Linked DNA regions of Homo sapiens: region 2 is linked to region 1. Evidence: read pairs that join two places in POLR2A ChIA-PET (ENCODE). Cell type or tissue: PC-9. All regions are shown on one strand. Links, peaks and the distances in the headings refer to the core of each region. The heading gives the core; the rest is flanking DNA.

What was found. Peaks named below come from ENCODE experiments on the same cell type or tissue, not always from the same donor. Only the 100,000 strongest peaks of a DNase experiment are listed, where the experiment ranks them.
Region 2: POLR2A ChIA-PET joins it to region 1 with 10 read pairs; 4 of 35 experiments call an interaction of 5 or more read pairs at or near these places.

Annotation. Positions count from the first base shown.
Region 1 is chr7:17,542,485-17,550,832 of GRCh38, reverse strand. All of the region lies in intron 1 of LINC02889 (long intergenic non-protein coding RNA 2889), which reads left to right. Among named protein-coding and RNA genes, the nearest start is that of LINC02889, 12 kb to the left of the region's middle. RefSeq lists a silencer at 3,894-4,188. In PC-9, for the core only: no CTCF peak of the experiment used is centred there; a DNase peak (open chromatin) is centred at 4,022.
Region 2 is chr7:17,373,668-17,382,015 of GRCh38, reverse strand. LINC02888 (long intergenic non-protein coding RNA 2888) reads right to left here and starts at 7,099. Exons shown (of 3, transcript NR_110015.1): 1 at 6,961-7,099. In PC-9, for the core only: no CTCF peak of the experiment used is centred there; no DNase peak of the experiment used is centred there.

The DNA.
Region 1 (8,348 bases), core at 291-8,290:
AAAATTAATGTATCATAGTTGTACATATTTTGAGGGTCCTTTCTTCTCTTCAGTATATTTAAGGCTATACTTTTTCCTTGACTCACTGATTTTGCTGTTTTCCACAAATCTTTTTACACTGTATTCTTACTTTATTTCAAAGAAAAATATTTTCTAATTTCCTTTTTGACTCTTTAATTCATGAGTTACATATAATTCTGCTGCTTAATTTCCAAATAAGTGAGAATTTCTAATATGTTTTTGTTATCCATTTCTAGATTAACTTTTTTTAGTATAATAGAATACAGTTTGTATGATTTTACATACAAAGATTTGAGATTGATACAAAGGTTGAGATTTGCTTCATGGTCCAGAATGAGACCTGTCTTGTTGAATGTTCCTTGTGCAAAAGAATGGGTGCTGTTTGGTGGTTTTTGTAAATACCAGTGAGCTCACAGAAGTTGGTTGCTAGTTTTGCTAAGGTTCTACAGACTTATTGGTTCTCTTTCTATTTGTTTTATTACAGAAAAAGGAAGAGAAAAGTATTTAAGTTTCCAACCGTAATGTTGGATTTGTCCATTTCTACTTCTAGGTCTCCTCTTTCATTTTGCTTGTCATATCTTTGTCATTAGGCACCCCTGCCTTTGCATTGTTAAGTCTTCTTTGTGTATTGACCCGTTTGACATTATATAATATCACTTTTTCCCTAAAAATATTCCTTGTTCTGAAATCCACGTTATGTGACATTAATGTAGTCACTGCAACTTTTTTTTGGATTAGTGTTTTTGCATAGTATATCTTTCCCCATATACTTATTTTTACCTTTTTGTCATTAGAATTAAAATGAGCTTATTGTCAATTGAATGCATTTGCATCTTGTTCTTTTTCTTTTTAAATCTATCTTTATTTTATAATTAGTTTGTATTGACCATTTCAATATAATTGTAATATAATTACCATTATGGTTGGATTAAAACATACAATCTTGCTGTTTTCTACTCTATCTTCTCTTTTTCTTTTATTATATATTGAATTAAGTATTTTTCATTTCCATTTTATTTCCACTATTGACTTATTATTTGTTTCATTATATTATTTCCACTATTGGCTTTCTAAAATGTTTTTCATCTCATTGGCTAGCATTTGCCATATATATATCTCTAATTAATTTCAGTCTACATTCATGTAGTCTACCTCTTCGTGAATAGTGTAAGAACTTTACAACAGTATATTTCCAACTCCACCTCCCAGACTTTGAGCTCATGTTGCTATAGATTTTACTTTTATATGTCCTCTACATACACAATAAATGTGTATTACAGTTGCTTTCAAAAGTCAATTTTCTTTTAGAGTAATTAAAATGGGAAAAAGCCTTTTGTTCGTCTTTATTTTAACCAGTTTCAAAGATCTTTAATTCTTTGTGTAAATCCAAGTTTCTGGCTTGTGTCATTTTCTTCCTGCCTGAAGAACTTTCTTTAACAGTTTATAGTACATGGCTGTTGGTAATGAATTTTCTTTTTTGTATGAAAGTCTTTAATATGCTTTCTGTTTTGAAGGCTATTTTCATTGAGTATAGAATTCTCAGTTGCAAGGATTTTTTCCTCCTGGGCTCAAGTGATCCTCCCACCTCAGCTCCCCAAGTAGCTAGAACTACAGGCGCATACTACCAGGCCTGGCTAATTTTCTTTTTTAAAAAATTTTTGTAGAGAGAAGGTTTTGCCATGTTGCCCAGGCTAGTCTTGATCCCCTGGACTCAAGTGATCTACCCGCCTCAGTCTCCCAAAGTGCTTGGGACTACAGGCATCAGCCACCGCACTCAGCCTTAGATTTTTCCTCCCTCTTCTATCATGTCTTCTTACTCTAGTACTTTCTAATGAGAAATCTATTGTCAATTTTACCTTTCTGTAAACTTACCTTTAAGTAATGTGCCTTTTTTCTATGGCTGTTTTTAAGATTTTCTTTTTCTTTTTACTTTTCCACACCTTATATATGATGTGTGTGTGTGTGTGTGTGTGTGTGTGTGTGTGTGTGTGTGTGTGTGTGTGTGTGTGCTTTACTTGCCTTAAACCTCTGAGCTTCTGGGACTTATGATTTGATGTTTTATTAATATTGTTGGAAAATTCTTGACCACTATTTCTTCAAATATTTATTTTGTCCTATTCTCTCTCTCATCTCCTGGGATTTCAGCTGGTGTATGCTGGACCACTTGGTACATAGCCCATTGTCTTAGTCCATTTGTGCTGCCATAACAGAATACCACAGACTGGCTAATTTATAAAGAACAGAAATTTCTCACAGTTCCAGAGGGTGGAAGTCCAAGGTAAAGAGACTGGCATGTGGCGTCTGAGGGCTATATCCTCCTGAGGGAGGGAATGCTGTGTCCTCGTGTGGTGGGAGGTGGAAGGACAACAGAGGAACAAACTCCCTCCATTAAACCCTTTTATAAGGGCGGGTGATCTCATTCATGAGGGAGAGGCTTTTGTGGCCTAATCACCTCAAAGGCCCCACCTCTTAATACTATCACATTGGAAACAGCTAATTTGGGAGGGAATCCATTCAGATCATAGCACCCTTGTACACTCTCTCCTGTTTCAGCCACTATCCTTCTCTCTGTGTTTCAGTTTGGGTAATTTCTGTTGACCTATTTTCAAGTTTACTGATTTTTTTTTTTCCTTCAGCACTGTGTCTGCCTAAGTGATAATTCAGGGCAGTCTTCATTTCTGTTTCTTTGTACTTGTTTCTAGACTTTCCATTTGACTCTTTTCATTTTTAACTCTTATGAAAATCAACATCTGTTCATGCACGTTGGCTACTTTTTTGGCTAGACTTTTTAACATGTCATATTAATTTTAAATTTGCTATGTTATGGCTCATTATACAGGCCATCTCTGGCTTTGTTCATTGTTTTTTCTCTTATAAGTGTGTTGTTTTGTCCTTGTTTGTGTGTGCCTCATAATTTTTCACTGAATGCCAGATATGTGTAGAACAGCACAGCAAGAAACTAGTATTTATGCCTGGAATGGGCGCACCCATCTCTGCTAGGCTGTCATTTTGGGGTATTAGGTCATTCTACAAAAAAGTTGAGCCAGATTTGGGTTGTGTTGTTACTATGGCTTTATTCACTGTATCTCTGACTTCAAATTCCTCCATCATTACCTTGTGTTCAGGGTGGGGTCTGCAATCGGTTTTTATTAATATTACTGTACCACCTCATCATTAGACCTTCTCTGTGCACCCGTATTTTGGAGATGGTTTGTCTCTATTCTTGTCACTGCCACAGTGATAGGCTGCTATTGCCTATCATTTAGCTTCTGCTACTCTAGTAGGCAGAGGGGCTCTGTTTTGTTATTAAATAATCATGGAGAAGATTGAGATGGTACAGATTTCCCTTCTGTCTGAAATTTCCAGAAGTTCTGTATTCTCATAGTGGCCTACTCTTAGACTTTAAGAATGTATTAAATTTTAATGGAACTTGTCTTACTTACTTGTATGACAGCCAGCCCTGTCTTCCTTCTGCTCTCATTAGTAAGTCCATGCTCATGTTCTCTTTCTTCTTGAAGACACCTGTCTTTTCTTAGGTATCTAATTAGCCTAAAACTTCACTTCTCTAGGCTCAAGAAAAATTAAGATTTGTAGTATAGCTAGCTTTTTCTGATTGATAGGGTAGGAGTGACATTCTTTCCTCATTTGTACATCCCAGGAGAAACCAAAGTCGGCATAAGCTTTTAAGTAAAATATTTGTAGCATTTCATTTTTATTCATACCAGAATGGATGCTGAAACATTTTGATATTAACTATTTGATATTGATTCTGATAAAAAATAAAGCTGGGCTTACAGAGCTCTGAGCCTAGCTTGCACAATTCCCAAAAGGACCCAACTGTATATTCTACAGACGATGATTCTACATGAAAGAACCATATCCTTGGGCACTGAGTTGGCCTTCATAGTCATTTATTGCCATACTATGAGCATAATGAGTCACAGGCACACTTCTAAATATATCAACAGCTCTGCAAAGTGTTTCAGGGGCACATCCATCAATTATGGTCATGGGAAAGGTCACAATAGTACAGGCTTTCATCATAATTCAGCTCTTCCTCCCCAGTTTGCCTTGGGTGTGTTGAAATACTGTGATTGTTCAGTTAGAAGCATTGTTCATTTTTGAGGACTAACTGGAAATGAGTAAAATATCTGAGGGAGGCCATTCCATTTGAAGGCTTATTGCCTCATTCAAAAGCTTTTTTGTGTAATAAAAGTATCTCAAAAACTCTTCTGTGAGATTCACCAACCTCGTTCCTTCTAAGCCATTGATTATAATCCATAATTTCAATGGAAGAAAAGATCCACTGTGAACTTGGATGCTAGCCCTTTTTACTGAATTCCCCTCTTACACTCCTGTTAATAACAAAAGCAGTGTAGTTCTCAGCGCTGTGGCTCTTCTGTCCAGCACAGTGAGTATTTCTGAAAGTGTAACTCCATCAGCATCAAACAGTCCATAGAGTCCTCTGACATTTTAATGTAGCTCTAAAATACGGTACAATCTTACAGAAAGCTACTCTGGAAATTAGCCTTGGATAAGAGAAGATTGTTCTGAATGCTGTTCCCTTGAATAGTGTTCTTTTTTTTTTTTTTTTAAATACCAAAAGCAATGATCCTGGCAATATTCCACAGCCTGTACAAATAAAATTAGATATCAGGAACCAGAAAATCAGAAAACATTTCAAAATTAAATATTAAAAGATCTAAAGCCAACACTCTTAGCCGGAATTTTTAAGCCAGAATATTTTAGTTTCCCTTTGGTGAATAGTAATTTAAAGCAGTTCAGGCTTTCCTTTGCTAACTTTTAAAAGTTGTGTAGATTTTTCAGACCTCAAGATTATTCACCTAAATAATTGTAGGAACCTGTTACTATGTGCTGCCCACCTTATGGCATATCAGAGTTTCCTTGGAAATTAAAGGTCACATTTTCCCCATACTATATAGATTCAGAATGAATTCCAAAACGAAATCACACCTCTTTTTTTGTCTGCTTACAATTTGAAACTCATGTGCTTTCCTATCCAATTAATATGGAGGGTTTATTTTAGCAGTACTTCATCACTTCTTATTATTTGTTCTCCATGGATTTATATTAACAATGAATGGTGAAATAGTTAAACTACTAAGTTTATGATCACCCACAGCCCTGTGAAGGTCTGGAACCACATCATAAAAGCCATTTGACACAAAAGTAGAACATATTTATTTTGGAAGAGAAACAACATTAGTGGAGATTTGGATATATTTTTGTTTGTACTAGAACTAAATTAATCAAGCCAGAAAAGATTGCCTAGCAACATCTGACATTAAAAGATTCCATAACAAAAAATAAACCACATGAAGGATAAGATAGAAGACAGCCCAAATCCCATCCAGATAAGAGTCATACTCTGTAAATGGAGCTGCCTTTAACCCTAAAGAGAAAAAGTAGAAAAGAAATTAGAGTTAAATACAAAGGAAGAACTAAGTTAACATAAAGTAATATATATTGAGTACCTACTAGATTTCAGATCCTGCACCAGGACATGGCATACATCTCATTTAATCTTAAAATACTGATGATCTCCATTTACAGAGAAGCAAGGCAATGTAGTTAAATACCACTTAACCCGTAAAGCCTGACATCTATTTAGATTCTTGCTAGATTCTTATCACTTACAGAAACCTAGGCAAATTTGTTATCCTCAAATTGCAGCCAGAAAGTAGTATGTTTTGAAGAAACATAACTTTATAGGTTTGAAATCGTTTCTCAGAAAGTTAACTAGAATATTCAACTTTTCAAACTTTCTGATTAAATGAATTCTTGTTGCTGAAACAGACACATACATGGTGTGCCCGCATCAAGGCAGAATTCTATGGAGGCAGCACTGATAGGCAAAGTTGGCCAGGGCTACTGCCACTTTAGAGGGGAGGATGGTTCTGATGGTAAGAACCAAGAATTGATGGTTAGTGCTAGGTTTGGAGACTCTTCCAAAACTGTAAGTCTTTTAAATAACAGAATTAAAGTTTTTTTTTTTTGTTCTGAAAAAGCTGGAGAGGGAGAGAGAGAGCGAGTGTGAGAGTGTACAATATCAAGTTATAGCAGAGGAAAGAAGACATCAGCTAAAAGTAATTCTTAAGATGTAACACTCTACCAGAGCAGGGGGTCAAAGGATATGTTATCAATGGATTCATACATATGCTTGTTTTGGTAGTAGATGGAAACCCTGAAGTGGTGACTTGTGATCATCTTGTGATTTGGATGGTTTAGACATTTATGTGGCTTTCTTATTTGGCTACTTTTTTAGTCTGGGCATCTATGTTTGTGTATATGTGTGTTTTTTTTCTTTTCTTTTTTTTTTCTTCCTTTATGCCATGGTCCAAGCCACTGAGCACCCTTCCGATTTCTACCTCAGTGTTCTCAAGGGGCTACAAGGCTCAGATCCAATTAAGGAGCAGAGAAGCCTGTAAAGTAAAACCTTCCAGGGACCTGACTCTTCCCCACTACTCCATCTTCTTTCCTAAAGTCACTGTTTTCTTTAGAGTGAGCAGAACTAGGCTTTCCTTTAGGCTCTTTTTCCAATCTACACAGAGCTGTCAAGGTCACATTAAATTAATAAAACAGTTCATTTTTTTTTTAAAGTCACATTATCTAAGCTAGAAAGAAAAATCAGAATGAGATACAAGTGGGATCTAGAAAAGCTTAATGAGTTTAATTCTACTCTTCAAACTTGGCAGGGAAAAATGTTGGCTTTCTTGGCAGATAAGGTGAGCATTCTCTCTGTTCATCACCATATTGAGCAGGTGAATAAGTTGGCTCCCCTGATAATCACTCGGTCTTACTTCTAACGGTATTGTGAAAACATCTATTCTCTTTCCTGAATCTTTTCAGCAACAGTCTTTCTTCCTTCATCCCTCTGCACTTTCTCCCCTGAAAAACACAACAGAAGACATATCCTCCCAAGGTAGGACAATCTACCCTGGGGCAGTGGGCTCAAAGACACAGTAATCCTTCTTCTTCCTGTTTCACTAGGAGTTACACATATGCTCCCCTAGCAAGCTTCCCAGTGTGTTGTTAGGGACTAACCTTAAGGAGTCTGTAATTCTCAAAGCACCTTAAGAAATATCATTTGGGAATTTTCAAGGTTATGAGGTCTAAGAGAAATATCATAGTTTTGATATTCTTCTAGCATCTCTCAAAAAATTACATGAATCTAAAACACACATCCTCATGGATAATAAAAAGTATTTTTACATTTACATGGGATTATAAGTAAAAACAGTTGTCTGTAATGAGAAATCCAAAAGCATTTTGCCTTAGAAGAACAACACTGGAAGAGATTTAATCCTGTCGTTTAAGAATCCTGGGTTTTGAAGATTACTCAGGAAGACATCATCACAGTTCATTATAGCTGACTTGAGTAGAAACTTGAATATTTGAAGTAAATGTTTTATATGTGGAAAATATTTTGGAAGACTTACATTTAGATAGAGTTTCTGGCTACAATGGTTGATTTGGATTGAGCCTTTTGAGAAAGACTTATTTACAACCAAACTAGCTGTATATCAGTGTTTGGGCCAGGCAGTGGAGAATAGGAAACTAGGCGAAGTTTGATTGTGTCCTTGGCTACTGCTTTGTGCACTCTTTTGCTTCCCTTTCTTAGCAGCACATTCTCAATACTCAAAGAACTTCACCTTGAGGTGCCACAGAAAAATCTTATTGGTAACATGATCCTACCGGGTCTAACTGTGAGTCCCAAGGATCTCCTGCAAGTCAGGAATGGGACCTCCTTCATTCGGGCCTGCTTCTTCAAATGGCCTTATTACCAACTAAAGATTTCTCTGGAAATATATATATGTGTGTGTGTGTGTGTGTGTGTGTGTGTGTGTGTGTGTGTACATTTGAGGCCTGGTAAATGTGGGGAAATGGAATGGTTCCTGTGTTTTTCAGAACCATATGTTTCCTAAGTGACTATTGCTTATTTTCTTTCCACATTCTTCACACACAAACACTCCTGTTGAGTATATTTGTTAAGCAGAGTACCACAGGAATGTTGGTTTTCTGTTTACTTGTTCCAAATTGACTAGGGGCGAATTCCACCTGGAATCCTAAGTTTTCAAACAATCCTGAGCAGCTAGGCCAATGGCTTGGCGAGGGGGACATGCATAATAGGGAAGATCCATTCTCCATGTATGCCAACCTTCCTTAATCCCTGCAGCGAACGCTCAGTATTGTGGGGTAGGGGAGCCCTCTTTTTAGAAAATTTCGATATTTACATTGCAATCCTTAGTCATTGACTATCCTTTGCTTTGGAAGTAGACACTGTTCTGTAGATGCTGGAGGCCCAT
Region 2 (8,348 bases), core at 96-8,095, 170 kb after region 1:
ACAAGAGGTGACAGAAGTGGAGAGAAACATACTATGAACACTAACAAATGAATCGCAGGTACCGCTAAGGGATATAGAGAAGATAAAATAGGGTAATGTGCTAGAAAATGACTGGGAAGATGGGCTGGGGCTTGCTTTGTCTGGGCTTGTCAGGGAAGGCGTATCCTCAGAGGTGACATTTGAATTGAGGCCTGAATTAAGAAGCCACATGCAGATCTGTGGAACATCTTAAGCAGAGGAAACAGTAGCACAAAGCCCTTAGGTTAAGGAGTTTGTAATGTCTAGAAGCCTGTGTATCAGAATGCTAACTAATCATGGTTATTTCCTACTGGTGGGATTACAGATTACTGTGTATTTTCTTGTATTTGCTTAACTGTAATATTCTTATTTTTCTATAATTGACATGGATTAATTTTTAATAGGAAATAAAAGTTAATATAAGTAATAAAATATTGCTTTCATCCATGTACTTTAGATGGCAGTTTCCCAAAATGATTGCTCACAGTAACAAAGATAAGGCCTTAATTTAGAAAACCAGTAGGGCTCATTCTGTCAACTTCATGATTAAAACAGTCTATTTCATATGTCATTCTTATCTTGGCCCTCTATTTTTTCTGTTTTCTCAGTGATTAAGTTGGGAAGCAATTAATTTGACCAAGGTAAGATATTCCATGGAAGCATAAGAATAGCTTAGAGTTGCATATTTATTACAGAAGCTAGGTGTAGTAACATTAAAGCAGTGCATAAATCAGGGCAAGTTTATTTGGACTCAAAGTTACAATAAACAAGTTGGGCACAGTGGCATTTGCCTGTAGTCACAGCCTCTTGGGAGGCTAAAGCAGGAGTATTGCTTGAGCCGGCTTGGGCAACATAACAAGACTCTGTCTCTAATGAGTTATGATAGACAAAATGTATCCCGCTTACCTAGTGTTGAAATGGGGGTGGGGCAGCAATCCCTCATGTATGATTTCCAGTAACACAAATCCTCATTTAGATGCAGACATGCTATACATGATCTTACAAACAGAGTTTCTAGGCACCAGCACTTACTGCAAGATTGTCAGGGGTATGTGAATAAGACATCTGCTTTCTATTGATTCTGTAGGGAGCAACTCACTGAATCATCACATTTCTTCCCACTGAAATAAGCACTTTGGTCTTTGGTCTATTTTCTGATAAGATGGTAATAAATGATCCAAAGGAAAACATTCATTTGTAATCGTGCTGTATCGTTATTCTCATTTATTTGTATTTAAATTGATTTGACTTGATCTCTAAACACTGATTCTTTGCTGTGGCAATATAGAGATACATGATTTGAACTACACGGCAGGTTAATTCACTAAAGATATAGAAGGTCTATGGAAAAGGGAGCTATTCTGTTGTAAGTAATACAAAGTTAACACACTTTGACAAAAGAAGGGAGAGGCTTTGACCTCTACTGAGCTAAATTTTTATGAGCAATTACACCACAAAATTGAAATTAAATATGTGTGGGATTTGGATTAAGTATACCTTGGGGGATATAGGAGCAGGAGGAATGGATGTTTCGGTGGGGTGGGGAGGAATCACTTTCTGTAAAATTTTGCTTTAATTTGGCTCTGCCTAAGGGATTTTTAGGATTTATCTGATCTCTGAAGTTCTATTCGACTTTACCATTTAATGAAAAGCAGAATATGTTCAGTGTTAAAAGGGGCTCACTGTGTGGAAACTAATTAAAATGGAAAGTTTACAAGAATATTTATATTAAATATTTTTATCTACTCAGTTTTCTTTTAGATACTTCTATTGTAAAACAAAAACAAAAACAAAAAACAAAAGTTCTTAACCTCTCTGAAGCTGTTACAAGTTTACGGGTTAAAGTAGTTAATAAAACAGACAGATATGGGCTTTCTATAGACAAAAGGACCTCTGAAGTCTTGGTAGGACAGATGATAAAGAACACCATGTTTGCTTGGATTACACATAAATAAAATAAAAATCCATCAGACAAGCATCTTGAATAATAAATAGAGCATTTGGTATTATCTTCAAGTGCTAAAAAATGATCTTTGTAGTTATTTTTATATAAAAATGGTTGCTCTTCAAAAGGCATGATAAAAATATGGTTTTCCTCAAAGGAAATCTCATGGAAATCACATAATCATTAAATGAATTGCTGATTTGGATCTATTTTTGCAAGATTGCTAGTAAAAAGTCAGGATTCAAAAAACAGTGGTAACTTATACACACAACTACTTATGGGAATTAATCAAGAAAATTGGAAAACATGAACAAAATGTTGTAGGATTTTCTACCTAGTTCAGCTAAAAATGGGGTACTTGTCACATTGCCATAAAGTATGAGGCTTGCAGATACTTTCAAGGTTGAGAAAATGCAATTTATTGGGCAAAAAGGAAGAAAAGGGGAAACAGGTACCCTCAGCAGAGTGAGTCCTGCTAGTATATCCTTCCTGCCTCGCAGATTGAATCCCAGGTTCCTCCCAGGAGAGAGGAAGGGCCAAGCTCCTCCCTGCTGCAAATGGCACAAACTTCTGTGGCTCCACCCCAACGTGCACACTTTCCACTGCACGGGCTGGTTGGAATTTTTCCAGGAACCCCTTCACACTTGGCTGTCTCATTAAGTGATATAAACAAACATCGAATATGAGTCCATTATTGCAGATTCTGCCTTGGATATGACAAACACCAGTCAATTGATTATTGTGTGCAAGTAGTAAAATAGACAACCTAGGAGTAATTTTTACCATTTTTTGCCAACTGAAGGCTATGACTTTACTTGACTTTACTCAACAAAGAAGTTCTGGACATTGTACCTTGACAATGAACAACTGACAACATTCATAGTCTTTTGACAGTAGAGCTGTAATGAAAGATATAGACAGCATTCTTTTTTAGTAAGTACACGGAATATGTCTGTGAGCAGCTCATTATCTAAGTCTCATGAGATGAGGACTCACCTCCAGGACACCCTGAAGTTGTGGACTATTCGCATACCTTTTCAACAGTTCTATATTTATATATATATTTTCCAGGTTTGTCTCAAAGGCGCAGTATTTTAAATACACACATCAAATTGGATTTTTCTTTAAATGATCTAATTTAATGAGATGGTCTATCCATTGCAAAGTTTTTCAGACTTTGGAAGATGGGACAATGATATTTTAAATTCTCTAAAATATATTTTAGAGATGCAGAAGAGAAGCTCAAACTCAAGATATGACATTTATTTTAAAGGTTGATGAAGCTCAAATATACCATTTTAAACTGCAAGTTGTAATGACATTTTGGAACATTTCAATAAAACATAAAGTACAGACTCTTAAACTATTTTGTCTTCAGACTTATTACAGAACTAAGTGAATAAAATTCTTAGAATATAAACAAAAGCAATGAAGTTTATTAGTAAAATCAAGAAAAAATTATCCTGACATCTAGAAGAATATTGAAACAAAAATTTTTCATAGGTAAACTGCAATGGGTCTCTAAATTTTAGAAGGTAATGAATGACTACAGATGCTTCTATCGCTCTACTCTGGGCTGTAGAGCTCCCTTCCTGTCCTTGGAGCACCTCACAAGCAGTCTATGTCTTGTGACTTCAGGGATGCACTATGAACCATAGCATTGGTGTTGAAGAGTGGATCAAGTAAAGTTTGTCTTGTTTCCTCTTCATATACAATGTAAACTTACATTTCTAAGTTCTGGTATTAACTCGTGTACTCCAGTAGATTCTCCTGTGCACTTCTTGGGAGGCAATAACCACACTTGAGAGAGTAATGCTGTTAAGTGTTTTCATGCTTTAAATTCTAAGACTTCAAGATTAGGTCACTATCACTCTTCAATCCATGACTATTAGGCTGTGACCCAAATAATGTTTAATTACGCATCTTGCTAACATTCCTTCTGTGAACTATAATCAACTTTGCCTTAACACAATACTTAAAATTGGCCATTTAATATCTTATTAATCCCTTGGTCTCTGGGGAAGAACAATAAAGATGATTGACTATTCTGTATGTAATTTGCCTAAAGATTTAACATTTCTCCACATGTTTAAAGTATTTAGGGACATGTATTCTAACTTATACTTAATAGACATTATTAATGAAAATATACTACCCATAGAATATTCATATACCAAAAGCTGCATTGGAAGAAAGTAGTTTGGGATAAACCTTAGGATTTATCATAAAACCCCAGAACTAAGAGCTGTGTGATTAATAGAAAAGCACAATCTATTAGACATGCTTCCCAGCCGTTCTCAGAACTTTGTGATCTGTGGTCACACCCAGAGCTGAGAGACCAGCTGAACTTTGTAATTGAACTTAATATGGTTAAATCAGTTATTAATATATTTCTATAATTTTTTTCAGCTTGTATAGTTAATCATTAAGATAGGCAGAGGTGGACCCATAAAGGGACCTAAAGAATAAAGATAAAATAAAGATAAAGAGAAGGGAAGGACCCAAGCAGGTTTCTCTGTGCTTCATTATTTGGTAATCTTGGGAAAGTTACTTTCTTTTAAATTACCTTATTTAAACTGGACAATTTGTACTCCTTTTTTTTTGAGATGGAGTCTCGCTCTGTCGCCCAGGCTGGAGTGCAGTGGCACAATCTCGGCTCACTGTAATCTCCGCCTCCCAGGTTCACGCCATTCTCCTGCCTCAGACTGCCGAATAGCTGGGACTACAGGCACCCACCACCATGCCCAGATAATTTTCTGTATACATATATATATACACGTATATATATATATAAGTGTATATATATATGTGTATATATATATGTATATATATATGTGTGTATATATATATACGTATATATATATGTGTATATATATATATATATACACATATATATTTATTTATTTATTTTTTAGTAGAGATGGGTTTTCACCGTGTTAGCCAGGATGGTCTCTATCTCCTGACCTCGTGATCCGCCCACCTCGGCCTCCCAAAGTGCTGGGATTACAGGAGTGAGCCACCATGCCCGGCCCAATTATCATATTTAAGATACACCTGAAATGTAAGTTTCTACAGAAATCCCTGATTTACTTAATGGTAATCAGATAAAAGCTTTTGCCTTAATGCTTTTTATTGTGCACCTGAAAAGAATTTTACACCCATCACTAGGACCCTTCCTTATCACCCTGGGAAGAACAAATCTCCTTTTCTGAGTGTTCTAGAGAGCCTCAGGTGACAAAGTTGCTACCTATCACAGTTGGCTGCAGACGAGGTACAACTTTCACTTTTCCTTTAATATTTAGTAGTTTTCATTGCTCAGTGTTAAATCTACCTACCATATTCAGGAGATTCATGAGTTTATGAAGCTAATCCCCCAAGTCAAGAATGTTTCCTCTATAATTGAGGCACAATAATCAGGAAATTTTAAAAGACAGTCATGAAGGGAAAGAATGTTTCTTACCAATAAAATGTGTGTGCTCTCCCAAGCATGCTGTGTTATAATTTTTTTAGATTTGGACAAACATCTAAAATATTCCCAGAAATATTAAAGAACAGTAAACATCAGTTTAGGAAACAACTTTTGAACTACATGGAACCAATGTAAAAACTAAAGTTACATTCATTCTGAAAATGGCAACCAAATGAAAGGTACTGTCAGATCTTTCCAAGAGCAATATTATGAGAGGAAGAGAATAAAAACAATCATTTATGGGAAAGCATGGGCACATGTGCACACAGCCATCTACACAGATGTACTAACCCATGGTCATCCACTCGTGTTCCTCTACATACTTGTATATTTGGATACCTCTGAATGTTCTCATTGCTAAGTTTAGCTATGTATTTTTACATGGGCCTATTCATGTCGCTATTTTTCTATATCAACCACTTATACAAAACTCCCCACTCTGTCCAAAACATACAGACCAAAGTGACAGAACATGGACATTCACAACAAATAGGCTAATGGACAGCCTCAAGCTCTTTTGTTTCCACCAGTTGAGTTGTGTCCTGAGATTCAATTTATTTGTCCCAAACCTGAGAATAAAAATATTACAAATGAAATGCAACAAGAAATTTACTGCTCCTATGAAAATTTGGTTAAAAGTATTAAAATATTTTGACAATGGAAGTAATTAAAAATGTTTTTGAATTCGATGTGGGCAAGAAAATTGTTAAAGATTCGGGAGGAATATATTAACATTCTAGGAAGATTCTACACTCTTTAAAAGTGTCTCAGTTCTCATTCTATTTTAAAAAGTGGTTATAGTAGTTGATGAATTTCAGGTGTGGGAGATACAAGAAACACAGTGACAAGTTCTAGCAGTAGATCCTTTTCTAAAGACAAGGACTTGTAACAACCTGTATACCAAAAGATCAATTAAAAGATGCACATTTGTATGTTTTAAGTTAAAAAAATTTAAGGTGTGTATACATGTTTTAAGGACTCCCTGCTTTAACCACATTTTTCAATTAACCAGTTGCCTATTAGTCTGGACCTCATCATAGAAAAACTCTCCTAATACAGATAACTTACCTTGGTCCCATCCTACCAAGTGCTTGAGTCACCTTCTAAAAAGATGTACATGTTGCATGAAAGTATAAAATCAAAGCTGAGGTTTTAAGGAGGAACGGAAAAAACAAGGAGAGACCAATATAGCCAGTTTTATTCAGTTATGAGATTTGGGTCAGTTTAGTTTTCTAATGCCAAAGCAAAGAGACAAATTGACCGCAAGATTCATTGCATCCAAATTAAGAAAAAATAAAAAATGAAAAAGTGGTTGCTCAGGCAAAGCACAGCTTTTCCTGATATCAAGAAAAATCTGATAAAAAGTGGATCAATCTAGCAAAGTTGTTTGGATACTAACTATAGCTGAAATAAGGTACATTCATGAAATGTTTGAAAAACTAAAAAGAACTTCATTATATGGCAGTACTTCATCATAAATTTCCAACATAACCTTGTACTAATAGCAGCTCATTTACTGAGCACTTACCTTACCAGGAACAGGGTTCACGGCTTATGTGGATGATCTCATTTTGTCCTCACAGCATCCTCCTCACAGAGGGTGGGTGCTATTATTAGCACCATTTTAAAGAGGAGGAATCTGAGTCCCAGAGGCCAAGTAGTTGGGCCAAAGTTGTAGGGCTACCAAGCAGAAAACCAGCTCCAGCATGCTAAACCACTTTCCAGCACAAGGCTGAACTTTTCCCTTCTCAAGTATTTGCAGTTCGTGCTACTGAGCCTACTCCTTGGACAGCGTCCCTCAGCTGCTTTTGCTTGCAATCGTTCTCATACCCGACTACACACATATTAGAATTACCTGGGAAGCTTTAAAAAACAAGCCTTTTGGCTCCACCCTAAGTAGCTCTGATTCAATCCATCTGGGGAGGGACTTGGTATCAGTATTTTTTTTTAAGTCACCTTAGGTTGTTGACCATTGAAGGTGAGGTAAACACCTGTTTATACTTAACGATAAATGAAGATTTGCAAAATAAGTGTCCTGTCAAATACATTGGGGGCTGGTGTGATTGCACAATGGTCCATTGTGCTGCTGCTCTTGGCTGGCCCTATTTTGGGCAGCTCTAATGAGAGTTGATACACTTATAACACCTCACTTTGTCAGCTTTGTGGCTTCAGTCACAATTCCGTGTTAACACAAAAAGTTTCGTTGACATTACATTACATTAATTTGTGGTCAGCCTTGAAAGACTCTTCTGATTATTTTTGCTATGTAACAAATCATCTCAAAACCTAGCGGCAGGTAACACCACCATTTCATCATGCTCACAGATTCTATGGGTCAGAAACTTGGACATCGCAAGGCAGGTGTGGTTTATCTGTGCTCCACAGTGTAGCAGCTCCAGCTGACTTGATTGTACTGGGCAGGAATTATCTGGAGGCTTCTTCATTTATAGATCTTGCCTGGGCTGGAATGACTTGAAGGCTGGCTGCAGCTGAGACTGTCAACTTTAACACCTTACACCTGGGCTCTCCACACGGCATGGCCTCTTCCTCATACCTTCTGAGCCTCAGGATAGTTAGGCTTTTCACCTGGCAGCTTGGGGCTCTGGGAGTGAATGTTTATTCCACCTGACATCCATGGTCTTTTCAGCTTCTTGGTTTTTTCTGTCCCTACTTTGGACAATTATTTTGCATAATTTCTGCTGAACTGTAGTGGTTAAAAACAGTCACAAATTTCCTCAAGAGGAGGAGACCAAAAGCCCCACAAGTGCTTTTTAGCCTCAAGGATAAAATCCATTATTACGTTTCCTTCAAAGTATATAATTACCATCTTAATAACTGTTTAAATATTTATTGAATAAACTGGTAGAGCCAATTCATTATATAGTTTATAATGGTTTTTATACCTGTTGGAAGATA